Linked DNA regions of Mus musculus: all the other regions are linked to region 1. A link is a loop called in an ENCODE intact Hi-C map of the cell type or tissue named here. Cell type or tissue: heart. All regions are shown on one strand. Each heading gives the region's core, and the rest is flanking DNA. Links, peaks and the distances in the headings are about the cores only.

What was found. A loop is a pair of places that touch in the nucleus more often than their neighbours do. Peaks named below come from ENCODE experiments on the same cell type or tissue, not always from the same donor. Only the 100,000 strongest peaks of a DNase experiment are listed, where the experiment ranks them.
Region 2: it touches region 1 in a loop (2.0-fold over the local background); 3 of 42 quality-filtered maps call a loop at or near these places.
Region 3: it touches region 1 in a loop (2.1-fold over the local background); 6 of 42 quality-filtered maps call a loop at or near these places.

The regions. Positions count from the first base shown.
Region 1 is chr5:118,455,392-118,463,119 of GRCm38, forward strand. Gm30746 (a long non-coding RNA gene) reads left to right here and starts at 6,658. Exons shown (of 3, transcript XR_387646.2): 1 at 6,658-6,685; 2 at 7,046-7,178; 3 at 7,576-7,693. In heart, for the core only: no CTCF peak of the experiment used is centred there; DNase peaks (open chromatin) are centred at 3,790 and 4,250; H3K4me3 peaks cover 1,215 bases; H3K27ac peaks cover 1,367 bases.
Region 2 is chr5:118,327,884-118,335,611 of GRCm38, forward strand. No RefSeq gene overlaps it. Among named protein-coding and RNA genes, the nearest start is that of Gm46942, 28 kb to the right of the region's middle. In heart, for the core only: CTCF peaks have their summits at 3,826 (motif pointing right) and 4,048; DNase peaks (open chromatin) are centred at 4,008 and 4,208; H3K4me3 peaks cover 1,276 bases; H3K27ac peaks cover 1,345 bases; H3K27me3 peaks cover 1,230 bases.
Region 3 is chr5:118,510,126-118,517,853 of GRCm38, forward strand. No RefSeq gene overlaps it. Among named protein-coding and RNA genes, the nearest start is that of Gm46921, 21 kb to the left of the region's middle. In heart, for the core only: no CTCF peak of the experiment used is centred there; DNase peaks (open chromatin) are centred at 3,066, 4,046 and 4,876; H3K4me3 peaks cover 1,854 bases; H3K27ac peaks cover 2,934 bases; H3K27me3 peaks cover 796 bases.

The DNA.
Region 1 (7,728 bases), core at 1,181-6,180:
TCTTGGCAACAAGTGTGTAGGTCTCGCTGTCACCTATATGATGTCACAGGCTTTGGAGGTCCTGATGCTAACAATTATTATTGTTGTTGTTGTTGTTATTAACAATTGCTGGTTTTGCCTTATTTTGAGCCAGCAGTCACTGAGTGGACCTGGATATGACTTTTGTATCTATCTGTAGCCTAAAGTTAGACCTGGGACCTATGGCTGTGCTGCAATCAAGAGTCACTTCTGTGCACTATGCCAGCAAAGGGGGAGACCTCCCCAAAGCCTGTAATTTGCAGCCAGCTTGCTTCCTGGAACAGCCAAACCCTTCATGGGCTCTGAGGGCTCCTTTGCAGGGAAGATGGAGTTGTCTCTCCCTTGTTTGCTCAGGGTTTAAAAAGGTATTTCCGGGCTTTGGCTAAGAGGAAATTTAGCATTTGAGCAAATCCTTAGTTGTTGATTGTCTGTAAACATCTGGATGGAAAGCTTCACCTTCAAGTCCACTGTGTGGGTCTCTTCCCCATCAGTACAGGAGAGAGCAAACTCTGATATTTGTGTAGCTATAGCTCTTGGCATTGCTACTGGGGTTGTTCTTCTTGCATTGATGTGTGCAGGGGGTTGAGGAAGAAAGAGGAAGGGAAGGAAAGGGGAGAAGCAGAGAGGAAGATGAAAGGTGCTCATGATCTTTGTAAAGATGGCGCTAACTCCATGCCTGGGTCCTCCTCTCTATCCTTCCAGAAAGCTCTGCTGTGGACCTGTGTCTGCTGGGATGGGAAAGTCTCCCAGTCATTCTAATGAATACCCACTGAAGGTCTAGCACGGGCTAAGCCCCATGTGGAACCTAGGATGTCTCCTTTAGGAAGTTTGAGTTCCCACAGGGTGAGCTCTTAGACCAAATCTCACTACACCAAAGAACCCATCTTTTATTTATTTATTTATTTATTTATTTATTTATTTATTTATTTAATCTATGTAAGTACACTGTAGCTGTCTTCAGACACACCAGAAGAGGCCATCAATCCCATTACAGATGGTTGTGAGCCACCATGTGGTTGCTGGGAATTGAACTCAGGACCTTTGGAAGGGCAGTCAGTGCTCTTAACCACTGAGCCATCTCTCCAGCCCCAAAGAACCCATCTTAAAGCAACCGTGTTCATGAAGGGATGCTGACAGCTATGAACATAACTCTTTACATTGGCTTCCTGGGCTGATCAGCTTTCCATCGCTGTGATAAAATACCAGAGGCAGATAACTTAAAAGAAAAAAAATGGTTTCTATGGCTTGTCATTTCTGGCCTGTTGCCCTTGGGTCTGGCATGCGGAAGAACAGCACGGGTGAACTGAACAGCATGTTGGATGAAGCTACTCGCACCACAGAGGTGGAGAAGCAGCGAGAGGAGGGGGAGAAGGGCCCAAGTACACTCTCCAAGGGTATGCCCCCTTTAATGACTTGATTCCCCCGACACCTCTCAAAGTGTTTACCACCCCACAACGCTTCCACTAAGCACATTGCTAAGTGTCTGCATGTAGTCTTTGCAGGTATTTCAGATACAGACCATAATAAGAGCATCCCAGTAAAAACTGATGCCTCCATCCTCAGAATCTCCCTTGGCAGCAAAGGATCCCGGGAGATGTAGTTTGCACCCTACAGCAGCAGTTCTTGGCCTATGGGTCACAACCTCATTGGGAATGGCATATCAGATGTTTACATTATGATTCATGATAGTGGCAGAATTACAGTTATGGGGTAGCAATAGGATAATTTCATGATTGGGGGTGGACATATCATCAGGCCTCAGCATTAGGAAGGTTGAGAACCACTGACTATACTATAATCAGAACCACTGACTATATTAGTCAGAATTCAGTAGGGATGTAGTGGGTAAACGGGCAGGGGGGTCTGTTTGTATCACAGAATGAAGCTCTGGTGTTTGGTGAACACACAGCAAGGTCATGGGATCTGCTGTCTGGGACTAGGTGTACCCAGCTATAACATGCCTTGGCATGTCATTGGGGGCACACAGCTTTAATACCAGCATTCAGAAGGTAGAGTCAGGTGGATCTCCGTGAGTTTGAGGCCAGCCTGGTCTACAGAGTATGTTCTAGGGCAGCCAGGGCTACACAGAGAAACCATGTCTCAACCAAAAACCAATGCCCTTGACACTGGTAGAGAATATGTATGTAAGAAAGGGTCAGGAAGATGGCTCAGCAAGCAAAGGGGCTTGCAGCCAAGCCTAATGACTTGAGTTCTGTTCCTAGACTACACAATGGCAGGAGAGAATGAACTCCCACAGGTTGTCCTCTGACCTCTACACGGGCACTCTGATACTCATATTGTCCCCCAATAAATGAAAAAATTGTAATTAAAATAACAGAACATCTTTGCCGCCCAGTTGGTATAGCCCTTGCCTAGTTAGCATACACAAAGCCCGGGATTCTGTCTCCAGCACCACATAAACGTAAGCTGGTGCTGCACACCGTGGAGGCAAATCAGAAGTTCAAGGTCATCAACAGCCACTATACAGTGCTAGCCTAGGCTATAAGCTATACTGTTAGCCTAGGCTATAAGCTATACTGTTAGCCTAGGCTATAAACAATAGAAGGGCCCTTGTGAGGCTGGGAAGGGTGGGTGGGTGTATACGGTGTGCTGAGAATAGAAACCGAGTATCACTAAGCTAAGCAAGCACTACATCAGCCCTTGGTGGGGGGGGAGCGGGGAGAAGAAGAAGAAACTTTTTTCTTTCTTTCTTTTTTTTTTTTGTTTTTTTTGTTTTTTTGTTTGTTTGTTTTTTTTCGAGACAGGGTTTCTCTGTGTAGCCCTGGCTGTCCTGAAACTCACTTTGTAGACCAGGCTGGCCTCCAACTCAGAAATCTGCCTGCCTCTGCCTCCCAAGTGCTGGGATTAAAGGCTTGCACCACCACCACCCGGCAGACATACCTTTTTCATTTTGAGGCAGGACTTCACTAAGTTGCCCTGACAGGCCTTGAACTTGTGATTCTCCTGCTTCAGTCTTTCACATGTCTGGAGTATTGAGGCTGTTATCCTAGCAGTGGGAAGACTGAGGTGTGAGAATTGCTGCACACTTAAGGCCAACCTGGGCTACATAGTGAGCTCCAGGCAAAGCTAGAGCTATACATCATAGAGAGTGATAGAGGTAGATTAGAAAAAAGAGAGAGATGACAGATAACAGACAGATAATAGAGATAGATAATAGATGATAAAAAGATTGTAGCTAGACATGTGATAGATTAGATAGATGATAGTTAGATAATAGATGATAGATTGATAGACAGATAGACAATAGTTAGATGATAGATAGATAGATAGATAGATAGATAGATAGATAGATAGATAGATAGATAGATAGATAGCCCGCACCTGCCCTGAGCTCTTGCTCAACCGGTTGCATCTGCAGCGCAGGCTGCTGGGCTTTCTTTCCCACTGCTATTTAGTAGCAGTTGTACTGACATGGCCGGGTCACCTCGACCTCCTGGAGGGCGCTTCAGGCTGGGACTCTATTGCCGGGCAGACACACAGCCCTTGACTGCTCTGTCACATTAGCTGTGGGGTACTGTCATTGAGTACTTTCACAGAGTGCCTGGCTAAGCCTCCTTCGGTCTCCTCCCCCAGAGAGAAAACAATAGGCGGAATTTTAATGGGGTGGGAATAATCGGGGACTCCGAGAATGAATGGAGGGGGAATGAATGAATCACCACCCTAATTTCTGCCTTCTGAGGCAATAGGTGTGCAGTCTCCATTTCTCAGAGCTAGGGGAATGTCTGCCAAAATAAATTAACTTTCCCACGTCAGTGAGTCATTTGGCTCGCGTTGCAGCCTCGGAACTGAGAGAGAACGGGAGAGACCACAGGGCAGGGAGGGGCTGGACTGACTGACTCAACAAGAAGGAAGCAGCATATGAGCTCTCTCTCTCTCTCTCTCTCTCTCTCTCTCTCTCTCTCTCTCTCTCTCTCTCTCTCTGCCACTTTATGTCTATCTCCCACTGCTTTCCCTCTGTGTGTGTGTCTCTCTCTCTGTCCGTCTCTGTCTCTGTCTCTCCCTCTCTCCCTCTCTCCCTCCCTCCCGCTCCCCCACCTCCAGTTCCAACTCCTCAGAGGTAGGTGGTCTGGATGTCGGAAGCTCCCCCTCCGGACACACAAAGTGTGGCAGGGCCAGGCTGAGGCTCCCGCGCCCCTCTCTTCCATCCGGTGCTCTTGTCCCACGGGTGCCAGACCTTGGCTATTCCCACACTCCAGCGGCTGGGGAGCTTCAGGGCAGAACAGCAGAGATCAAAGCCAGAGCCAACAGGTCCTTAAGAAGAAAGGGCTGGGAGGAGCCAGCTGAGATGGACTTAATTACCGACTCCTCGGGCTTGGGGTTTTATGAGCAGTTCTGCCTGTCTCCTAGAAACCGGACCAGAGGCAGTGAACCCAGCATAAAAGAAATTGATGTGAGACAGGAAAGGCAACTTTCTGACCTCTGAAGTGACGATATTCCAACAGGCCCACTCTCGCGCTCAAGCGTTTTCTAGCTCCTTATTATCTGTAGAAGGCAATAGGTCTCAACGTTGCCCTTAAGAGCATGGGCTTTGCAACCTGGCCTGGTGTTGTTCGCCTTTAATCCTAGCACATGGGAGGCAGAGGCAGGCGGATCTCTGAGCTCAGGGCCGGCCTGCTCTACAGACTGAGTTCCCCCAACAGTCAGGGCTATACAGACAAACCCTGACTGGGGGAAAAAAAATAACAAAAACAAAATAACATGGGCTTTGGGAGTCTCAGAGACCTGGGTGGAGGTCGTAGCAGGGGGTGGGGGTAAATTATCTTCAGTGAAATTGACTTTGTAAAATAGTGTATGATTGTGTCTTGGTGTTTTAGGAAAGGTTGCCGGAGCCATATTCCTTCTCGTAGATCCCCACATCCCTGAGCACTGGCATTTCCTTCTGAACACTTAAGTCTAGATAGATGATAACCCACAGTAAGTTCTCATCAGCATCGAACATCACGGGCATCTCTGGATGTGGAAAGTGCACACATTTTCCTTTTTCACAGAGACTGAATTTAGGGCCACATATGTCCCCAGCAAGTACTATAATGGTGAGTCGCACCCATCACTCAACACCCCCCCCCTTTAGTTAAAAAAAAAGTCAAGATTTAAATACTTTTAAAAGGAATTGTATGTGCATGGTTGCTTTTCCCACACGTGTATGTCAGTGCAGCGTTTGTGTGTCTGGCTTGGGGGACGATGTCCGATCCACTAGAACTGGAGATACTGGCAATCATGAGCCACCACGTGGGTGCTGGAGACTAAGCTCAGATCCTCTGTAAAGGCAGCCAGCTCTTAACCACGGAGCCCTCCCTCCAGACCTTTTTAAACTTTGGGACAGTGTCTTATTCTATTTCCCAGGCAGGTGTGGAACTTGAGGTCTCCTCAGTAGCAGGGACTGACAGGTATGCACTTTGAGGTCTGGCTTATCAAAATGGCTTCAAATCATTGTTTGAATAAAAGTTCTTGGATAACCCTTCCTCTTCCTCACTCCATTTTTGTGAGGGTGTGTTGTGGGTACATCTTAGACACACACACACACACACACATTGTATGTGTTCTCATGGGTGTGGGTACGTGAGTGTTCTACCTTATTCATTGAGGCAGGGTCTGTCCGTCAAGCCTAGAACTTCCCCGTGTGGCTAGTCTCCCTAGTCAGCTTGCTCTGGGGAATCTCCTATGTCAACCTCCAGAGGCTGTGTCAACTACAGCTGATCACACTCACTCAGTGCTTAATCTCCAGCCCCTCCATATGTGTGTGTGTGTACACGTGTGCTTGTGTGTATGTGTTTCCCTCCATGTGTGTTCATGCATGCATGCAGGTGCAAACATGTGTGTTCCTGTGCTTGTGTCTGTGTGTGTGTGTGTGCATGCGTATGCACGTGTGTGTGTTTTTCCTCTCTGACTGTCTTGCAACCTTGGACTCCCCATCAGGATGAGACAATTTCCAAGCAGAGGGGGGCGCAGCTCTCTAGGGCACCTAGGTCATGTTCTCTGCCCTCCCAAACACCCTACAAATGATATTTACAAAGTAGTGAGTCTCAGCTTCTTCTGATATTTGCTGAGGCGCCTCCTCTGTCACAAGAAGGACTTTGAATCGACATTAAAAATCCTGGTGTAGCTGAGAGGTGAGGGATTGAGGCAGGCATGTGCAGGAAAGGAAGAGCTGGCACTCGGGTCTGGGATTAATAAGGTTAATTTCACAGTACACCTTGTCATTTTGAATTGAGTCGTTCAGTTGAAGGGGAAGGACGAAGGCATGTTGTTTTATTCTGGGGATAAATGGGAGATTAATTTTTAAGTCTTATTTAAATAACTCTCAAAGAGGTGCTAGAGATGAAATTGCTTTTAATTGGCCGGCTGCTTTCCAGCACTTGGATGCTCAAGTGCTCGGAATGAGATCTCTGGTTGGTTTTAAACTTGAACTTGTCATCTCGCTGTCCCACTCTCCATCCCTCCGAGCCTGCGAGTTCAGCACTCTTCCCTCTGATTCAGGGACCTTCTGCCTGGCTGTGGACCCCATCACTTCCTGCTTCTAACCACCAGACCCAGGCAGCATTGGGATACACACTGTTTGGGAAGGAACGGGCTCCTGTCTTTTATTTATTTTTATTTTACTTTTCTTCTTCCATAGGCAAGAGCATCTATTAGCGCAGCGAGAATGGTGAGAACTAGAATCATATTCCTGTTCCTCCATCCCAACTTCCCAGTCATTGACCCCCCGGGGCAAATCACTTAACATTCCTGAGTCTCAATTGCTGAGTCTGTGAAGAGGGGCCTCCAAGGGCTGGGGTGTGTGGCTCAATGGTTAGGGTGCTTGCCTGGTACCCACAAAGCTCTGAGTTCTGCCAAAAACAACAACAACAACCAAAAGAAATGGGCAGAGGAGTCCAGGGCTTACTATCAAAACTGTAGCCAATATTGTGCTAAAATGTTTAAGGCCTGGTCCTCCAAAGGAAACAAAGGAAATCTGAAGAGGACCAAGTGTGAATTTCCACAGTGTAACTACTTCCCTAATTGCTAGGATCCAGCTGCTGATACAGTCACCAAACATGGAAGAGCTACACAGGGCCAGGCTGCAATTTCTCCTCCCAAGTCCAATGGAGCCCATTGCAGCAAGTGAGACATTTGGAATATTGTTACCATTGGATGTGTGGGTACGTACTTACACACACACACACACACACACACACACACACACACAGAGTTTTATTTTGTTTGTTTGTTTGTTTGTTTGTTTGTTTGTTTTGAGACAGGGTCTCTCCGTGTAGCCCTGGCTTTGCTGCAACTTTCTGTAGACCAAGCTAGCTTCAAACTCACCAAGATCCTCCTGCCTCTGACTCCCAGGGGTTGAGATTAAAGGCATGCACCACCACACTCAGCTTGAGATATAACTTACAAAGGGTAGAGGTGTATTTCAGAACTTGTCTAGTGTACTCAAGGCCCTACATCCCAGACCTTCAAACAAACAAAAACACCATGCAAATGAGTTTCAGTTTAAGTCTCTCTCTCTATTTATTTTTAACCATTAACTATGCTTCCTTGCTCTCTCAGATTGGATACCCTGTGGGGACATGGGGACCAGATTAGGAGGAGGGACACGTCTGCGGCTGACTGTGTACAGATGTTAAACATCCGTAGTTTGGATTGAGACCTGGGTTCAAACTCTGCTTCCGCTCTCAGGCTTCCCGGTGCTCATCCAGGAAG
Region 2 (7,728 bases), core at 1,712-6,711, 130 kb before region 1:
CTTTTAATTTCTACTTTTTCAGATTTAATGCCCCGTCGCACCGCCCCTCCCCCCGCACCCCAAAATGTACCTTTACGGTTGGGTACAAGGAAAAGAATAAGAAGACGGCACAGAGAGATTATTTGTGCACTTGAAGCCAAAGACCGCTTGGAAATTCCAGAGATTTCCAAGAAAAACCGATTCCAGTCCTTGGCAACAGAGCTCGGTCCCGGCTGCCCCCGCCCCGCCCCTCTGCCGCCTTCCCTAAGTGTTCCGTCCAATTTTCTCTTGAGTACATGAGAAGAAGCCGCAATGATGTCCCCGGGGACCTTACTTATAGGAAACCTCGCCGCGGGAGGATTTATGAAGCGTCTGTAAAATATGTGTGTAGGAACTCTGGACGTTTTGATCGCTACCAAGGAGAAAAAATGGACAGTTTCGTACGAGTTGGATTCGTGAGCCATTTTTATGGGTTTTTAAAATTAATTAATCTCTTCCTCCTTTGTTAGAAATTCTTGGCACAGACATAAGCCGCCCCCACCCCCCCGAAAGGAGACATTGCCCAGGGGCTGTATGTCTAAACTGTCAGGATTTCAACCCCCAAATCTCCGGAGGCGAAGCCAGGTTTTCACAGGCCTCCGATCCGGTGGGGAGAAGCTTGTCAGCGCTGGGGAGATGGGGTGGATTATTAGTGGTGGTACCGCCCCTGCCTCTAACAGCCTTTGTGCCACTGGCTAGAGCCAGGGGTCCCTGGGGCTGGGTCCATGCTCAGCCATTTCCAGACTGGGAAAGAGCCAGGTGTGTGTGTGTGTGTCTGTGTGTGTGTGTGTGTGTGTGTGTCTCACCTCTGGGCACCCAAGACAAGGGTAGGGGCAGTTTACTTCGGATTTTTTTAAATTCTTGGGGGTCACTGTTCTACACTCCAATTTTGCCGCCACAGACAAGGGGTTTCCCAGATGTAGGAGGGAAAGGGCTGTGCGCATCCTAACTCATCTCTGTTCTCCTCTACCTCACCTTCGTTAGCTATAATTAAAAACAAACCCTTGAGAATTCTCCTCTACAAAAAAGGTAGACGTCACAAAGTGGGAGCAAACTTGCTCCCATCTTCTCCCCACCCAGCGGACACTTGGCAAGTAGCCAGAGGTGTCGCAGGCTTGTCACAATTTTTAGGGAAAGGCTCACAGTGGTATCTAGTCCATACAAACCCAGGGTGCTGCTCAACAATGCCCAAGACAGTTGCCTTCCAACAAGGATGGTCTAGCCTGAATGGTACTGAATGCCTGACCACTGTAGTTAAAACAACAAAAAGAAACATGGATGAAGGAACATAGCAAATGTACTCAATAAAACGTTAGCATAGCAGTGATTTCTAGATTCAAGCACTGGCGGCTCCTGCTTGGGCCACCTGGAAGGATTCTAAGGCTCTAAAGCAGCTCAGAGAGACAGTGCGGTGATTGATTAGTAATGTCTGCTGTGGCCCCATAGCAGAGAAAGGGGCAGCCCTGGTTCCTTGTATTTTTCTGACCCTGGCTAGGCAAGGGAAACATCTGCCTCTGCTCTGACATTCTGCAATTCTAAGGTGGGGCTTCTGCAAAGTCGGTCTTCAAAGTTCCGCAGTCAGCATTATTTACAGAATATTTAAACAGAGCAGGATCCTGCAGGCTTGTGTGGTTGGGGTGGGGTGGGCGAGCTGAGAGCCAGGAAGACAGAGACTCTTCTGTACAGGGTAAGATGGAGAGATGCTGAGAGCGAATAGTTGTGCCTCTAACCTGCACCCTCCCCAAAAATTCTCTCATCTTGGATGGGGCTAGAATTTTTATCTTTAGAATAACTCCATCCGATTAAAACACTGTATTCAGCTGCACAAATATTACCACAAAGAGGCTAGCATGCGACCCAGCCCTGGTTTGGTAATCTGTTATCCTGTCTATCAGAGAACAAGACCCAAGTGGCACGGAATGAGGTGAAAGACGGATTATTTTTAAGAGCAGATAAAGGGGGAGGGGGAGATAGAAGAGAGGACACTAGCCAGAATACCTGTGTGGCATAATTCTAAAAGGGTGACATTCTCAACGGTTATCCTACTCCAGGACCTTGGGAGTTGAAACCTGAAGATCCCATGATCCAAGAAAGCATGTGATCTAGGACCAACAGATGTACTGGGTCACCCTAAATTGCCCTGTGGCCCTCGTTAAGCTCTACCCCTCGAGCTGCTGTCTGGATTCTTTTTCTGGGTAGGCTCCTCCTTTGATTACCAGTCCTCTGTGGCTCCCCAGGACTCCCAGGACCAAGACAAACTCCTCCCCACAGTTTCTGAGTTGGGCCTAGAGCAGTGTCCTGATACCATTTGGCCCTCTTCTCTCCTGTAATGACCCCTTCCTCAATAACTTGACCTCCTCTTTGCACTCTCTTATGTCCCCCGCATTAGCTCGGGGACCTATGTCATGGATGCGCTCGGAACTTTCACTGGGAGCAAAGAGTTTAACTGCTTCAGCCTTTGCGTTGTCAGATGTCCCTGGTACTGATGCTGGTGTGGGCTATGATTCCTAGTTTGTGTCAAGAGGAATCCAGCTTGTCTCAGGTAGTCCTCAGTTCCTCTGGAGCATGACAGCAAAGCAATCAGGAACATGGAGATACCCTAAATGAAGAAAAATATTTCCTCCCTTCCTCTCTCCTGCCCTTCCATCTTCCTTTCTTTTATTCTTTAAAAAAAAAAATCCCTAAACAGTTTCATATAAATCACTGGATAGATTCCTGTTACGTTTCTAAGAAGCAGGTCGAATGGACAGACGCTGTGCCCATCGGACAGATAGATAAACCGAGGTGCCAGTCAGAGCTCCTCCACAAGGAGTAAAACAAAGTATCTGGGTGAGGCAGAGAAGGCCCAGTTGGTGACTGAATTCTCACTAACCCACTCCTGGATGTGAACTTGCTCCTTCACTGGCCCCTCCTCAAACCATTTGCTAATTGCTCTTTCCCCTTCAGGAAGAATGACAAGCACAGATTGTCTCTAAGCCCCGCGGTTCAACCTCTTGAGATCTAGTGACTATTACTGCCTCTTTACACACCGTGGGAAACTGAGGCTTGGGGGGGGGGGAAGACAATTTGCCCGAGGTTTGGGGAGCGGGAGGGGCGGGGGGGGGGGGGAGCTGATGTCAGGCTGCAGGCCCAGAACTCTTGTGGCTTCTATTCTTTGTATCTTCCTTCTTTGAGACCAGACTGACATCAAGCTATGTAAAGTTGAACTTCTGATCCTCCTGCCTCTACCTCCCAGTGCTAGGAAGATAGGTATGTTTCCGCTATGCCCTGTTTATATGACATTCGGGAATCGAACCCAGGACTTCATGCATGTTGGGTAAGTGCTCTATCAGCTGACGTACATCTCCAGACACTTGGGGCTCCTGTTCATTCTGTGGCGATAAATATATCACTTCCACGAGGTCTAGACTGGGCAAGTGGACATGCAGAAAGAGCGTGTACTGCCCGCCAGGCCCACGCGCGACCTTCCATCCCACCTGCCTTAGGGGCTACTGTGGAATCCGAAAGAAATGGAGGCCGCGGAGTCACGTGGTTAGCTGATGCTGGTGTGGCTGCCTGCGGGGAAACCAAGCCCGGGCTTTGCCTGGTGATACCATCTGGTTTGTCTTTTCTGCACGTGGGAGCCCTGCTGTCCCTGAGGATGAATAATGGGGACAGGGAGTCTCAGGTCACCTAGCCACAGAGCACTTCTCCAGCGACTTGGCTCATGATCTTAACCACAAATCCGGGGGCCAGGATGAGGGGGACTATCGTCCCATCCATCTGAGAGGTGGGGAGAGGGACCCAGGGCCCCGGAATCCCACTGGAGACGCTACTGTCATCACAGGATGGGCAGCAGGTGGCGCCACGGCCCTGGTTTAACAAGGACAGTGGGCTGGAGGAAAAGGGGAGGGGGGGGGAATCCAGTATGAGAAGCTAGTGGAAAACAAGGACTTAAATGAACAATTTGTTCCAAAACATTTGCCTTGTAACGGGGTCATCTATAAACTCTGGGGTTTCCTGTTTGCAGTGGAGCAGGCTGGCCGGCGGGTGGTCTCCGTATTCCCTGCAGCCAGGGAGACTCTTTTGAAGGCTGGCTCAAGAGCTCAGGTCCTCTTCTCCACCCTCTGGGCCAGACTGGCTCTGAAATTTCCCAGCTTTTGTGCCCTTAAGTGAGATCCGGTGGCGGAAGCCGCCGGCGGCAGCAGCAGCAGCAGCGGCGGCGGTGGCGGCAGCGATCCGTCCTGCGATCCACTTTCCAGAACGTTAGGTTCCAAACACTGGGAGGAGGGCGGGCTGAACTCCGAAGTCATTTCCAGAGGAGAGGCGGACTCTGATCTCTGCCTACCCTCTGCCGTCGGCCTTGTGCCAAGGCAATAAAACGAGGGAAAACAATAAAATAAAAGAGGTGAAGGTGGCCGTCTGAGGGAGCTGCTGCGGTCACTGTGGCTGCGGAGGGAGATGCTTGGTCTCAAGCCCAGGCCTGGTTATTTGGGGCACAGAGGTGACATGACTTTCCGCTATTGGAATCACTTCATCATAGGCTCCGGGGCAGCCAGACAGGGTGGGGGCTAGGGGTGGGGGCTGTAAATCAAGTTGTCGTTGAGCCATGTGACCTGCGATGGGCATTTAATGTCTGTGAATGTCAGTTTCCTGTGTAGATAACTGGTGAACGGTAAACCCTGCCACGCCAGGAGTGATGCTCACAGATTACTTATAGCAGGGTCTTGGGTACCTCCGGAGGAGGTAAGCAAGTCTATCTTCTGTTGTTGAGAGCCAACAGGTTGTCCACATAGGCCACCACAGGGCTGGAAGCATTGAAGGGAAGGTAACTTACACAAAAACACCTTTGCTCATCTAATACAGGCATATATGACAGTGTCCTGCAAGATGACAGAGTAGAAAGTCCCTGTTACCTAGAGACAGTGGCTTAGTGTCTGTTGTACACACTGGTGAAGAAGCCCAGAGCTTCTGCTAGACAGCGAAGTGCTTAGTGCCCATTTGACCTTGACAAAGTGCCAATTTATGCATTCATGCATTTAAATTATTATTTTGAAGGGTTTTGTTGTTTTTCGTTTTTGTTTTTTGTTTCCTTTTGAGAAAACTATGTAGCCCTGTCTGGTCTGGCACTCAGAGATCCTCCTGCCTCCGCCTCTAAACTGCAGTGCTGAGATTAAAGGTGTGCGACACCACGGTTAGTTTTTGTTTGTCTGTTTGCTTGCCTGCTTGGTTCCTCTTTGGGAACAGATGTATACCACCCATCCCGGTGCCAACAACAAATCCCGGGCTCCTTCCATGCTAGGCACCTGAGCTGCAGTGCTCTGCCTCTATAAGCAAACATGGACTGTAGGGTTACCATGCCTTATGCCAGCAGTGGCTGGATATACATGCAGGGTAGCTTGGCTGGGCCTAGTGGCAGACACTTGTAATCCTAGCACATGGGAAGCTGAGGAAGAGGATGGTGAGTTCAAGGCCAGCTTGGTCTACATAATAAGATACTAGCTTAAAAAAAAGTCATGGCAGTGTGTGTGTGTGTGTGTGTGTGTGTGTGTGTGTGTGTGTGATATCTCAGAGATTAAGAGCACTCTCTAGTCTTCCAGAGGACCCGAATTCAGATCCCACACCCACATGACACCTTACAACAATATACGGCTTCAATTTTAGGGAACTGTCACCCTCTTCTGCCCTCTGTGGGCACTGCACACATGTGCACACACCATACATGCAGGCAAACACGAAAATAAGTCTAAAGTAAAGGCCAGCTTGGTGACTCAGAGCACCAAGATTTGTGGAAACACACCTTTACCTCATGTGGATATGTGTCTGTTGCCCACCAGCCTTACAAATATAGAGAATCATGTTTTCTCACCAGGAGAGCCAAGCCAGAAGTTTAGTTGGCACCACATAAAGAAGGAAGCAGCTATAAATTGGGCTCCTAGCTGGGATAGAGGTTGTAGGGACTGTAGGGGCCACAACTCAGCTGCATGACCTCAGTTTCCAGGCCTCAGTTTCCTCATTTGCCCAAGAGCAGTATGTGGTGGACACAAGGAACTACTGATTCAAAGGTCTGTGTCTTAGGGAGTGTTTTACTGTTGTGAACAGACACCATGACCAAGGCAAGTCTTATAAGGACAACATTTAATTGGGGCTGGCTTACAGGTTCAGAGGTTCAGTCCATTATCATCAAGGCAGGGGCATGGTAGCATCCACGCAGGCATGGTGCAGGAGGAGCTAAGAGTTCTACATCTTTGTCTGAAGGTTGCTAGGAGAAGACTGGCTTCTAGGCAGGAAGGATGAGGATCTTAAAGCCCATGCCCTCTATGACACACCTACTCCAACAAGGCCAAACCCACTCCAACAAGGCCACGCCTCCTCCAACAGGGCACACCCACTTCACAAGGCCACACCCATTCTAACAGGGTCATACCTTCTAATAGTGCTGCTTCCTGGCCCAAGCATATTCAAACCATGAGAGTCTGGAAGGTCAGACACATGAAAAGGGAGGTGTCTGGGAGTGACAGAGGCTCTGGCTCAGCTCCAGCTTCTTGGAAGATGTTGATAGATTTGTGGAAAGCCAGGATCTGCGGAGATGGCTCAGTCAGTTACAAACACTAGGACTTGAGTTCAAGCCCCAAGAGCCCATGTTTAAAAAAAAAAAAAAGCCTGCGGTGGTGGGGCACACTCATAAGTCTAGCGCTAGCGGAGAGGAGACAGCTGGATCTCAGGGACACGCTGAAGTAGTTTAACCTAACCTACTTGGTACAAGCCAGGGAGCGACAGTCTTGCAAAAAGTGGATGTCACTTAAGGGGGTAACACCTGAAATTGTTCTTTGGCCTCCTTATGTAAGCGCACAGATGTGTGCATGCGCACATGCAAGAAGCCAGGAGTTTGGGGTCTGTAGGAAATGCTTCAAATCGTACACAGTACTGGCAGAGCAATCCTGCTCTCCAGAGATATCTTGGTTCTTAGGCTCAAGGTCCTGTGAATTCAGGTAGCCCTGAGGGCCCCCACCTACCCTCTTACTATTCTGCTATGGTCTAAGAACCAGGGACATATCTCCTGGCTTCTTCCCCATCAGCTCAGGCAAAGCACCTTCTTCTGCAGCTATCATTAGAACTTCAAACACCCCATTTAGGTGGGGTTTCTTTATGTCTTTTCTCTGACTTGGAATTAGCCATGTAGATAGATGGCCCTTAACTCACAGAGATCCTCCTGGCTCTGACTTCTGAGTGCTAAAATTAAAGGCACTCACCACCATGTCTACCTTTTTGCTTCTTCCTTTTTCTTAACAAAAACAACCATATTTTTTTTCTAATGACACCATTTATATTCATTGAATGGATGGATGAGTGAATGGATGAATAAGTGCTGGATGTATGGATGCATGTGTAAATATGGATGGGTGGTAAATGAGTGGATGGATGGATGGATGGATGGATGGATGGATGGATGGATAGTTGGGTGAATGAATGGATGAATTGATGGATAGAAGATATATGAGTGGACAAATGGACAAGTGGTAGATAGATGGAGAGATGGAAGGATGGAGGGATAAGTTGATGGATTTTTATCTTGATTATAAAATTATCAAACACAGAAGGGTCACTACCTTTTTTGTGTAAATAGCATTGCAATCAATTTCCTTATACCTAAACATTTAATTACTTCCTTGATTATTTCTTTAGGGAAATTTCCTAGAAGGAAACTAATGAGCGAAAAGGTGTGGCTTA
Region 3 (7,728 bases), core at 1,751-6,750, 55 kb after region 1:
CAGAAAGTGGGGGAATCCAGAGTTCAAGGTCATTCTTCGTGAGGAGAGCCAGCTCAAAATCCAAACAAAATAACAGAAACAAAAAAGTCCCTCCTCCCTGTACTGAATCAGTGGCAATTAAATTCCCACTCAGCCACCGAGGAGCCTGAACCTCACTCCTTCCAACCAAGCAAATGAAGCAACAATCCTGCAGCTATTGTGATCTTTTTTGGTTTTCCTCCTGGAATTCCCAGTGTACTTGAGTAACAGATATTGTTGTTGTGGTGGTGGTGGTGGTGGTGATGATGGTGGTGGTGGTGGTGGTGGTGGTTATATTTGTAGTTGTTTTGTTTTTCCAACTTAGGATCTGGCACTTTATCTACAAGGCCGAGATTTTTAAAAAAAAATCTGAAAATTTAATTTTGTTATTTTATGATCTTGCCTGTAAAATATGTGTGGGTATACAATCTCCAAATACTCTCTCTGCTAAAAGTGGGAGGTTTCTCTCTCCGCCTCCACCCCCCCCCCCCCCGACTTTTTTTTTCTTTCTTTAAACAAGTGTAATCCTCTGGATATTGTAAGATGTTTTAGTCATTAGAGACATTTAAGAAAAAAAAAAAATCTCAAGTGAAAGTCGCTTTTATTCCCCCCCCCCAAAGGGATACTTGCTCTAGAAAATGCTGCATTTAAAAGAAAAAAAAAAAAAAAGACGCCTTATGAACAACCGGCCCACTAAGTGTTGCTGGGTTTGTGGGGGAGTGGAGCAGAGTGAGCCAGAGGATGGGGCTATGCAAGGATTGGGGGTCGGGGAGGGGGGATGGCAGAATTTGACTTACTCATCAGCCAAACGTAATTCTTAGTTTTTCCTACTCACTCGCTCAATCAACAAACATTCTGTGGCTCCGCCTTATATACAGGGATACACTGGGCAGACAACCGGTCAGCAGCAATGTGTTTTTAAAAACAAAACAGCCTCTAATGCAACCCAGGCTAGCCCTGAACTCATTATGTAGCCAAGCCTGTCCTTGAACTCCTGATCCTCTTGCCTCCACCTCCCAAGTGCTAGGCTTGCATCACGCCCATTTTTATTCAGTGCTGGGAGTAGAACCCAGAGTCCCCTGCATGCTAAATAAGTGCTCTGCTCACTGAGTGACAGCCCCAACCCTGGCTATAGATACCTCCATGGCCTCCTAAATCCTTAACCCTGTAACTCCTCTGGGAGTAGGCATTCTAATGCTCTAGGGCAGGAACTCTCAACAGGGTGTGAGGCTGCACCCCAGGGGATTTGGACAAGGCCTGGAGACATTTTGTGGGTGTTGCAACTGAGGGACCTGGGCTGCTCTAATCACAGAAACTTGGATAACATCACTTTCACAGAACAATCTGCCACCAAGTGAACTGGGCAACCCCAAGGTCTAAAGGTTCAGTAAATAGCCTTGTCCCCCACCCCAAGGCCTCCCCACTGAGGCTTCTTTAGAGGCAGCAGTGTCCCCAGGAAAGCTGAAAAGACAGTGACTCAATTTTTCTCTTTTCCCTGCTGGGCTTTCTCCTTCTGTACAACTCCAATGGAGAGAGTGCAGCCATTGCTATGGGACTTACCCATTGGTATCTGCAGCATCTATGAGGTGGTTAGAAATAGAGCCCCAGGCTCCATCCCAGACCTGCTGAATCTGAACCTGAAATTTTGAACATGAGCCCCACAGGACCCATGCATGCATTATGCAGTGTGAGAAAGTGCCTGTCTCACCTGATAGGAAACAGAAGTTTTAAGTGACAACTTTGATAAATGCTGACATGGAATCCAGTCCCCCTGGGGTGGGGTGGGGTGGGGGTGGGGGTCAGGGAAGGCTTCCATGAAACATCAGCCTGGAAACTGAGCTCTTAGTGAGTCACAGGAAGTAGCACAGAAGAAGGTTTCTCCAGAGGGAACAGAATAAACAAAGGCTCAGAGGCAGGCTAGAGGTGGTAACCCAGGAGGTAAACTGCTCACAGGGCAAGCATAAGGACCAGAGTTCAATACTCAGCAACCACATAAAAAGCCAGGAGTGGTGGGTACCCTTGTAACCATGGTACTCGGGAGGTGGAATCAGGGAGATTCCTGGGGCTCACCAGCTGCACAGTCTGGCTTTTTAGGCAAGTTCAAAGCCAGTGAGAGATCTGATCTCCAAACAAGATAGATGGCACCTGAGGAATGGCAGGGGAAGTACACACACACACACACACACACACACACACACACCACACAATATACACACATAAATATACACACAGACACACACAGATACATACATACAGAGAGACATACACATGCATATACATGCACATACACATACACAGATATATATATACAGTATACACATGCATACACTGTATACAGAGACACTTACACAAAGACACACAGATATACACACAATATACACACAGAAATACATACAGAAAGACACATACACAGAGATATATACACAGTACACACATGCACACACTGAACACATAGAGACACACATACACAGATATACACACAATATACATATACACAGATATACACACAGAGACACACATGCAGAGGGAGAAATACATAAAGATACACATGCGCATACATAAACAGACACATACACAGACACACATAGAAATACACAGTACACACATAGAGACACACATATATACAGAGACACACACAATAGACACACACAAATAAATACACCTAGAAAGAGACACACACCGAGAGACATATACCAACCAAAATATACACACATGGATACACACACACACATTCAATCTTTAGCAGGAGGGACCCCTTCTCTGCTGGAGAACTCATAGAAGATTTCCCCTGACCCCTGTGAGGGAGAAATAACTGGAGGTGAGAAGCCCCCACCCCCAGGATGGGGCTCTGGTGCCAGCTGGATTGTTCTGCTGGAATGTTCCTGCTAGAGTTGACCCTTTAGCCCTCTTCTGAGGTAAGCTGGTAGGGGAGACCACAGGGAAGCAGGTCTAGAAGGCAAGATGGCTTTCTTAGCAATTTAACTCTGTGAGATCCAAGCAGGTCAGCAAACTGGTCTGACTGACAGTGGTCACCACTCCAGGAATGGTAATTATCCCAGGTGACCCTAGGGAGCCATGCCAGTAGGGACAGTCCATAACCCCACCCCCACTACCTTTAAGTTCAGGCTACACAGAGTCACTTGTGTCAATATATTGTTGTACAAATTTGGTAGTTTATGACATGTCCTGGCACCGTTGAGACCCAATTATGAGAAGCCAGAGTGGAACTGGGAACCCAAAGTTGGAAAAGCTGTTAGCTTCTGGCAACGGATCTCCTCCAACTTCGCTGTTCCTGGCCTCAAAACACTTAACAACAAAAATCCATTTTTAATGAGAATTCTTTCTCTTTTTTTTTCCTTTTATTTTAAACCAGCGACTTCACACTTTGGGCCAGCAGACTCCAGCCTCCCTTACAAGCAAGAATTGACTCTAAACTGATTATGGGGGGCGCGCGGGGGGGGGGGGCGTGTCCGGTGGGCTGCCCGGTCAGAGTGGCTGAGGCAGTGATTGACTGGGCATTAAGTCATTTGGTTCCCACTGTCCTTCAGTACAAGCCTGGCCAGCCGGGCCAAGTAAAAACTCATGAGAGTCATTTTTATCACACAGGCAACGACTGCCTGGCTGTCTGAGTTTCCGTCTCCCCAACAGATTACGAATCTTACAAACCATCTATTATCCACTCGGCAACTGGCAAACGTGAACTTGGCCAACACCGAGGCAGAACGCTGACAGAACGCTGAGATCCAAGTCAGAAGAAGTGGGAGAAAGAGAGAAAATTTCAGAGACGAGCCAGACAATTTCTCAACCTGTAAAAACATGTTGTATTTACCAGGTCTGGTACGGAAGCCAAACTTGGGGCTCGGTGTTTGTCTTGGGCCCTGGGCCTGGGTTCTGTCTGATGCTCCCAGAACACTACGCCCCTCCTCCCTCTCCTCACATCTGATGATTGGCGTATTGTTTAGAGACGAAGAGGGACGATCTCGCGCTCCGGAGGAAGCTGGCAAGAAAGTTCGATTCTATAAAAAGAAGCGCGCGGTCAGGGTTCGGTTTCCTATTCTGACTCAAGGCAAAGAGACTCAGAAATTCCAACCCAGAGGGTCAGGATGGGCTCCAGAGCCTGTTCCCTCGCCTCCTGCCTCCTCCCTGTTCTCGCAACTGGCCAGCTGGGATTACACAACTCACACTAATTTTATTCCGCACGCGGCTGTTTCTCATTAGGAACCGGGATTTTTTTTTTTTTTTTAAACCTCTCGGTGCCGTGTCACTCGCGCCGGATCCAGGTGAGTAATTCCACTTCAGAACAGGAGCATTCTATTCGCACCGCAGGCGGGACTCTGAGAGACGTGCGTTTGACGCGTCGTCCAGGCAGAGACCTCCATGTTTTTGCTCGCGGTGCCAAGAGCCAATTTTCTCCTCTGAATTCCTAACTCACCAGTCTCATGGGTTCTATTCCTATTCCACTGGGGAGGAGGGAGGCGAGAACACTTGAGTCAACCCGGAGAATGTTTTTTGGATACCCAGTACCTGACAACGGCTTCCGAAGGGGTCTGTCTTCTCTCCCCTCGCTCCCCCTGCCCCCTTTTAAAAGCTGAATTCGCCAGATGTTCTGAGAGTATCTAAAACCTGGCTTTCCTGTCTTCCACATGCATTATGGTGTTGGATCCAAATCACAGCACGTCCTCAGTGGTTCTGGAGAACTAAATGAATACAGAGACGAACCTTTCTCTTAAGTGTCTGAAACCATCAGACCTAGGTGTTCGCATCCCGGTCCTTGGGATGCCTCTGGACCAAACTCACATTTGTAAACAGTAATGTGGCTTCCTAACATTAGCCTCACGCACCCTCCTTGTATATTCTTGGCTGTGTACCAGAGGAGGCAGAGCAGCTGCATCTCCCTAAACTCTCTGGGTAGAGTGAAGTGCAAGGGATGGCTCACTTGTGACTTTACTGAACCTGAAATTCGGCTGGGGGCAGGGCTCAATGTATATAGAGCACTGTAGTGTATAGTGTTATGTGCAGAGTCCTGGCTTTGATCCCTAACACCACTAAAAGAAAAACAAACAAACAAACAAACAAAAAACAAAACAAAACAAAAAAACAAAGGAAGGGCTTCAGCCACATCTGGAGAGAGCTGGGTAGGCAGTTGCCCTCTTGTCTTTGGGACTCCAGGCACCCCTGTGCCTAAGGAAGGTAGAACTCCCCCCATCCCGCCAAAGCTCCCTCTGGCTGGTACCCTGCTTTGCATAGAACAAGCCTGAGCACACCATGCCACCTTGCTAGGCCCTCGCCAGAATCCAAGAATGGCGCATTAACCAGATGGAATGCAACATGCATGTAAAGAAATAAGAGCCGTGCCAGGAAAGTTGGCAGGCTTTCTGGAATGCTTTAAACAGTGTGTGTGTGGGTAGAAAGAGTGAGCCCCGAGTCGGCCAGGCGGTCTCCTTTTCTGAGAGCTGTTTCCTTTACAGCCATAGCCTGTTTAACCAGTCAAAATAAATACGGTGTTAAAGGCCCCCCTTCTACTGGCTCCTGGTACCGAGCGGTTTGTCAAGGCGTTTGAAATATGACCTGGGCTCATTGGGGGGGGGGGGGGGCGTGGACTTTTAACTGAGTGGAAGAGACATGCCCCTTCTATGGGGAGGGGGAGGTTAGTGAAAGGGTCATTGAGGCAATGTTCTGAGCAAAGACACCCAGGAAGAAGGAACCACCACAAGGTCCTCACTGCTGGCTTGGAAATCAGTACTTCTAGGTGGCTTCATGCAAGCTCAGGCTGACTTTTAAGGCTTTCTGTCGCCAACAGCTTCGGGAGGAACAATGAGACAGATTTGCACAGCAGTTGGTTGTTTCTGAAGGCACCTAAGGGGAGAAAGAGAGAGAGGAGAGAGAGAGAGAGATATGATCCAGGCCTTTGCTTTATTATTATTAATGTGCGCCGTCATCATACGTGTTTGCGTGTGTGTGCACTAGTGTGTGTGTGTATGTGGATAACACAGGGTAATACTCTGTAGATATATATGTAAGGCTATGTAGTAACAGGGTTACATAGGATCTCACTATGTAAATCTGGCTGGCCTGGGTCCATCTGCCTCTCTCTGCCTCCTGAGTGCTGGAATCTGGGATCAAAGGCACGCACTAGCATTCAGTTCTGCCATAGTTTTGGAAACTGCCTCTCTCCTCACTGAACCAGGAGCTCTCTGATGGATGACCAGGAAGTCTCAGAGATCATTCTGTCTGGCCTTCTCAGTGCTGGGATTACAGCAATGCCCAGCTTTCTTTCCGTGGATGCTGGGGATTGAACTTGGGTCCTTTTGCTTGTGGGGCAAGTGCTATATCTGCGGAGCCACCTAATCACCCTCTGGGCCTTTGCTTTATCGAGAAAAAGTCAGTTCTAAAAAGCCACAGCCACAGTTCAACCCACGCTGGGCATTTAGCTTCTCAGATCCCCATAAACAGCCCTAACCACTCGCAGCAACTTGCCACGATGGGCAGCCAGGAAGGGGGGACTGGACAGAATCTTAAGCAACTCTGCATTCCAGGGATGGCAGATGGTCTCAGAAGCATTCCGCTAACTCCCATGTGGGATGGGAGTGGAGGTGGGGGAGGTGGGGAGGGACCTGGGAGGTCATGGGCTGTCTTTGCTCTTACACATAGAGGAGCCAAGGCTCAGAGAGAGAGAACCACTTATCCAGGCTCTCCCAGCTTTGGGAGCAGAAGGCCTTAATGATGTCTAACCCAAAAAGCCCCAAGGGCAATGTTAAGGAACCAACCCTATCCTCAGAACTCCCCTGGCTCAGCGGGCAGGCAGGTTGTTACATTCTCTGGTGGCTAGGTCAAGGGTGAATTAGCTTCCTGGGCTGCTGCAAACAAATCAATGCCAGCAGGACACCTTACAACAACACAAGGTATCCTGCTACTGTTTCTGAGCGCAGAAGACTGCAACAAAGGTGTCAGCAAACACACACTGCCAGCACCTGCCCGCGGGAGCAAGAGATAAGAAGAGAGCATCCTGATTCATCTACTGATTCAGCCATTCATCTCCCAAAGGCTCCAGGAACGCCTTTCTGCCTTACTCGATGGGTTCTGTCCTTCCCATGGCTGCAAGGGGTCTAACCTTCACCTCTGTCATCAGGTCTTCTCCTCTTGTGTGTCTCTCGTCCTTCTGATCTCTGACAAGGACATGGGTCATTGAATTAAGACGCTACACTAATCAGTGATCTATCTAATCGCAAAGATCTTTAACTTTGTTATACCTGCAAGGGCCCCCTTTCCCGGTTAAACTCTAATGTTTCAGGGCTCAGTGGATAAAGGTGCTTGCGGACACGCCTGGTGACCTGGGTTTGATGCCTGGAACCCACCTGGTAGAGGGAGAGAACTTACCGCCCCTCCCACAACCCACACACAGGTTGACCTCTGACCTCGACATGCCCATTATGGCTCCAGCATGCCCACGCACATACGCACACAAAATAAATTTTAAAAAAATGCAATGAAGTCACAGGCCCAGATTCCAGGGGTTTGGCTTTTTTTTTTTTTTGGACATTTTTCTGCCCATGACTAAGATAAGTCAGGACCAGATCGATTTGTACAATGAGAGTCCTTGACTTACGAGATCTACATACAGTCTGTGGTAGATAATTTTCTCCCTCCAGTTTCCTCCCTTGATGTGGTGTTGCTAGTCTTAGTTACAAGGGAGAGGTACCATATCTCCAA